Regions from separate parts of the Homo sapiens genome. Here region 2 is linked to region 1. Evidence: chromatin contacts called from ENCODE Hi-C data. All regions are on one chromosome and are shown on one strand. Each heading gives the region's core, a stretch centred on a gene start or an enhancer-like site at or near the end of the contact. The rest is flanking DNA. Distances are from core to core; before and after follow the strand shown.

Region 1 (2,700 bases), core at 181-2,680:
ACATGTCACGCAAGAAGAAAGCTTTACCTTGTACCAGTAGCAGTAATTTTGTATATAGCAAAGTGAGTCTCAGTTTGTAAAAAGGGAATAATTCCTACTACACAAGATTGCTGTACTAAATGAAGCACAGTGAGTATGCCAAATGACATATAAGCTCTTCTTAATAAGGTTCTGATGAGTATATGTTAGGGCCCCTGTCTACAGTGTTCTAAATGGACCAGCACTTCACCACAAAACAGATACATACTACGACTAGGATGTCACCAGGCATAGACTGCAAAGCTGTAACTCAAATCACTATTAAGACTGTAATTACTTATAAAAGTATTCTACATGTGTGTCCACGGATGTGGGATGTCCTATTCCAAAACTCCCCAATGAAATAAATGGCTACTCAAAACCCAGCGCAACCGACAGAGGTCAGCGGCCACTGCACCCCGCCTCCACCAGCTTAAACTCCAGAAGGAGGCCAAGCACCCAGGGCGTGCTAGCTGGCTGGAAAGAGGTGAGCATCTACTGAGAAACCCACTGCTGCCCGCAGCGGTGTCAGGCAGCCGCGGGTCTCCCCGCAGTGGCGCAAAGCGAGCTGAAGTCGGGAATGGCTAGGACCCTTCGCTGCCACCGCGGTGCTTTCGGCCACCGCACTTGTGTGCCCTCCGCCCGCCCACACCAGCGTCGCTTAACGGAAGAAGGCGCGAGTAGCAGCGGCGCAGCCAGGGCACCTGGGGGTGACACGAGAGTGGGCGGGCGGTCCAGGGAGCCCCTGCTGGAAACCAGACGCTAAAGCTTGCAGCTGTGCAGCTAGGGGAGCATCTGTTTTCCACTTGAGAGCAACCCGGGCACGCGAGAACGGCCCGATTTCGGTGCAGGGGTGCGTCCCGAAGGAACGGGGGACTGTTTCTGCGCGGACAGGCGAACCCGGCAGGGGAAACCGAGGCCACGCTAGGTCCGCAGCCCCGAGGTGTCCACAAGAGCTCCGCTCGCGCAAGGGCGCGGAGCGAGGCTGCCCGCGGGACCGGCCTGCGGAGCGAGCGGGTGAGAGGGCAGGGCGGCAGCTGGGGCCTGGGGGAGGAGGGCGGCGAGGCAGCGTGAGCGAACGAGCGAGGGTGTGTGTCCGGGCGTGAGTCTGGGCGGGTGTCGGGAAGGAAGGCGACAGGGAGGGGCGGAGGCGGGGGGAGGGGGGAGGAGAAAGAGCGAAGGGCCCAGACGGGGCTCTGGGCGCCCAGCCGCCCGGCTTCGAGCCCTCAAGCCACCGCCCCCAGGCCCCGCGCTGACGCTGGACGGTCCCCGCCTCCAAACCCCCCGCCCCGGCCAGAGAATAACTTACCTGTTTGGCGACGGAATCGCTCCTGCTCGCCCCTCTGACTGACTCCTCCGGCTCACCGTCTTCCCTTTGGGAGGAAGAGGCGGGACATCCTGTTTCTCCGTCGAAGGACTTCCGGTGGCTTCCAAGGCGACTCCGTAGTGGATGCAGCGCCGGACGCCACAGCCGAAAAACAGAATCTTGGAACTGGTTTAGTACAATCCAGGTCGAGTTCCTTGTTTTTTATCCGAGTGGCCGGCAGGCCCATGTGCTGTCTTGTTTTTAACACATCAGCTCTTGCCGGAAGCCGCTAAGAGATAAAATAGGAAGTCCCACCCTTCCCTTAGAGAAGGAAAACGGAGAGCCGAAGGAGTCAATCTAAATTCGATGAGCGCGTCGGGCTCCAAGGCAGGCGCTGTCAGCCCGGGAGGGCTGTCTGGGATTTCTAGAGGGTCCCAGAACGGGTTCTTCCCAGGCCGATCCCGCCTGCTTCCTGCCCCGTCTCTCCACCCGCCTCCCGCCCTCTGTAAGGGACCCCGAGGGCGGCGCCGGAAACACGGAGAAGGCCCAGAACGGCGCGGGACCCGAGAGGCCTACGTTGGCAAACGCAGCCCGCTGCCCCTTTGCTCGCTTCCCCCGGGCCTGGAGTGGCTCCTGTCGCTTCTGGCGCTCCGATTTCGAGAAATGACTTTCAGCTGTGCAAGGCGAGAATGCTACTTTAGATGATGAGAAAAAATCTCTCGAATGGCTCCCAAAATGAGGTCCTTGTTTAAGAGGCCACAGGAAGCCGCTAGCCGAACTCTGATACCAAAGAGGAGGCCAAGAAGCGGACTGTGGCTTGGTGACCTGTTTGGTATTGCCAAATTTTCAGCTTTTATTAAAGCTGAAACACCTTGGCTGTTTAAAACGTTCGACAAGGACTTTTTTATGAACGTTAACGGCACAGCATACGGGTTTTTTGGAAAAAAAAAAAGGCAGGACTTCAGCCCGTCCGCCCCCTTGTGCAGGTCCATTCATGAACCTCGAGTTAGAGGCCTTTCTTCTGAAACTCAGAATCTAGTAGGGAAGACCTGTGTAGACGAATAAAAATAAATACATCACAGCTTGTTAAGTGCTGTGACAAAGAGGCAGTGAAATCCTGCTTGAGGTCATCTGCCTTGCTAAAGAGGTTTGACTATGTTGTAGGCACAGGGTTAGGGTTAGACTCTGTAATGGGAAGTTATGTGATCAGATTTCTGTTTAGGAAGATCACTGGCCAGGCGGGGTGGCTTACGCCTGTAATCCCAATACTTTGGGAGGCCGAGTCGGTGGATTGCTTGAGGCTAGGATTTTGAGACCAGCCTGGGGAAACCGCGTCTCTACTAAAAATTTGAAATTAGCCAGGCATGGTGGTGCGA
Region 2 (2,757 bases), core at 190-2,689, 2.5 Mb before region 1:
GGAACCCCCGACTTACACCCAGATGCTTTAGAAATGTCCGCGGAATTGAACGGAATTGAATTTCAGTCTCCAGACCTCTTCGCTGAGGTCTGTAGTGCGTTTTTATTTAATAGTAATAATAAACTTGGAAGAAATGGGGCCTTCTCTGATTTGTACTTAATTTCTATGTCAGCCACATGAGTAATTTTCCATGATTTGCTTTCAAATCATCCATGGAAGGCGAGTAGGTGACTATATACTGTTCCTGTGTATATTTTATCTTGATTAAAGTGATAAACAGTATTTAGTTTCTTACCTAAGGATTTAGAAAGACTAATTTTATAAATATGTAAATGGTTCTAGTCAATGTTGAATGGGAGGGTGACTCATTATTTTGTTCAGCCCATACTTAAACTGTATTACTGATAATGTCAGCATTATAATTAGCAATAACAACCATAAATGTATTAAGTTACTAATTTATTAAGAACATGGCTTGGATACAGTATCTGCACCAGGAGGATTAAGTTTCACCTAAAGTGAAAGTGGAAAAAACAGCTCTGCTCAGAGGCCTCTAGGCTGTTAACACTGTTGGTATTTTAAGTCTTAGAATGACTGATTTGCAACTCCAGTTTCAAGAAACCTCTCTGTGGTGTACAGTTTCTTTCCTGTTGTTTGACGCTGTAAAACACCCACATATGTTTTTAATTTGTTTAATGCTATCAGAGTAAGATTTTGAGCCATAGCAAAGCCCATGCTGAGGCTTTTGTTTTCTGAAATCTCATGTTTAAAGTTCTGATCATTTAAAAACCTCAAAACTTGGAAATGTTAAAACTATGGTTCCTGTAGGTAGTTTTAAGAAGTAAGAGCTTTTTTTTCTTTCCTTTAAACTTGATGGGAAATATTTTGTGCCCTTCCAAGTACATGTACATGTTCTGTGATGCTGCATAGCTTAGTAGAGCATTAAACTTGAATCACAAAAGAAAACGTGACATGAGCTCCAGCCGTGTCACCTACCACTCTGCACATTTCTGTGTGTGATTCTGGGAGGCATTTTTCCCCCTTATGAGAGAGTCAAGGAAAGTTTCTGTCAGTTTCAGGTGCTGGTTACTGATCTGTCAGCAGGGAGGGCAGCTGCGGTGGGGGCTGCCCGGTCTACCCCACACACTGCCTCTGCCCCACTGCCCGGCCCAGGCTGCTGAGGGCCCCCTCCTTCCCACCCTGCTGCCACCTTCTCCACCTCTCCCCACCCACACTAGATGATTCTTTCCTCTGCTGTCATAGAGCCTGCGGCTGAGTGCTCTGATACAGATCCTGGTGATTTGTTTATCATCCGACTTCTTCCCCTCCTATATCAAGGAGGGAACTTTCCTCTCTCTGATGCCTCCGTCTCTAAGCCTGGAGCATCCCCAGCACATAACTGGCTTACAGATGTTCGAAAGAGTAAATGAATCATACCTATTTCCTAACTTCTTTTTCACATAAAAGCTCAGTTTCCTGAGCAGGCTTTAGGTGCCGTTGGCTGCTGGGGAGGTGGTGGGGAGGCCTCGTCTGTTGCCTGCAGGAGCTTCCAGTCTCCTTTGCAAGTTTTGCCCTCAGTGACTCAGGGCTTTGAAATTTGCTTCTCTCTCATCCCGAATAAGCCACGGCAGGATGTAAGAGGAAGAGAAACTAACTAAAGGGTTAACTGTGGAATGTCTCTGATTGGTGAAAAAAAGACACTTTTCTGGAGTTGCAGTGTTAGTCCACTCATATGGGGTGCAGGTCCCTGGTAACAAGTGGTTGAGCCACCTTCCTGGGCCAGTTGAGGGTCAGAACAGGAGACATCAGATTCAGGCAGAAGCACTCCGCCCATCAGAGGAGTGGGCAGCCTGCCCTCCTGACTCATGATTCACTCATGCGGATGGAGTGTAACTTCCTCCAGGCAGGCGCAGGTTCAGGGCACAGCGCTCCTTCTCAGAAACGAAGAAACTCCTGTTCTGCCTTTGACTCCCTGTGTTTTTTAAGTTGCAGGGAAATTTGGTTTCCAAATGGTCCTGCCTCACTAATTTACCAGCTTTCTATCACTCTGCCCATTTTGTATTTGGTTCTCCATCTTACTACAGAACTTGGCAGAACCCAAGAAGGAAAGGGTGCCAGCTGCCCTGGAGAACCCAGGGACGTGCCTCAATGCCAGGAGAGGGGCAGGGGGCAAGACCCACCCACAGAGGGATGCCCTGTCTTAGGCAGTCTTTGCCTGCCTGGCAGTCCTTGGTCCTTAGGACGTAAGACACTTGGCTTCACTGGCTACTGGAGGAATTCATTCCTTTTTGGCAGTGTGAATCAAAGGGGCTGGGCAGTTACCTTTGGGAGGGTCAGCAAGCGCTCAGAACGTGCCCATGTGCCAGGCTGCTTGTGGCTTTTGTCCCTCAGCTTTCTCTGAATGCTGTGGATCTGCTGAGCTGTGGGCTTACTCTTTGGGGTTTTCTGGTGATAGCTAAGCCTCCTGGGGATGATTCACTACATGTTCAAAACACCAAACGAGGCCAGGTGCGGTGGCCCACACCTGGAATCCCAGCACTGCGGGAGGCTGAAGCAGGCAGATTGCTTGAGCCTAGGAGTTCGAGACCAGCCTGGACAACAAAGTGAGACCTTATCTCTACAAAAAAATCAAAAAATTAGCTGGGCATGGTGCTGTGCACCTACAGTCCCAGCTACTCGGAAAGCTGAGGTGGAAAGATCACCTGAGCCTGGAGAGGTCGAGGCTACGGTGAGCCATGATCACACCACTGCACTCCA

Evidence for each region. Hi-C counts contacts between places; a loop is a spot of excess contacts on that map. Pooled maps may share reads with other maps.
Region 2: a pooled map shows a loop between it and region 1 (6-fold over the local background). The contact joins the enhancer-like site here to the promoter of ZNF407-AS1 in region 1. A Hi-C loop is called at or near these places in 2 of 37 single-sample maps with no recorded cell type and 10 of 50 pooled maps.

What each region holds. Positions count from the first base shown.
Region 1 is chr18:74,596,565-74,599,264 of GRCh38, reverse strand. ZNF407-AS1 (ZNF407 antisense RNA 1) reads left to right here and starts at 1,430. Exons shown (of 2, transcript NR_024484.1): 1 at 1,430-2,700. It overlaps ZNF407 (zinc finger protein 407), which reads right to left and starts at 1,395. Exons shown (of 9, transcript NM_017757.3): 1 at 1,328-1,395. RefSeq lists enhancers at 400-619, 1,410-1,619 and a silencer at 1,010-1,309.
Region 2 is chr18:77,100,598-77,103,354 of GRCh38, reverse strand. All of the region lies in intron 2 of MBP (myelin basic protein), which reads left to right. Among named protein-coding and RNA genes, the nearest start is that of MBP, 31 kb to the left of the region's middle. RefSeq lists a silencer at 1,115-1,234 and enhancers at 1,525-1,594, 1,685-1,814. Within about 2 kb of position 1,439, at least 38 of the 41 ENCODE cell types and tissues checked have a DNase peak (open chromatin) inside an H3K27ac peak, as active enhancers do.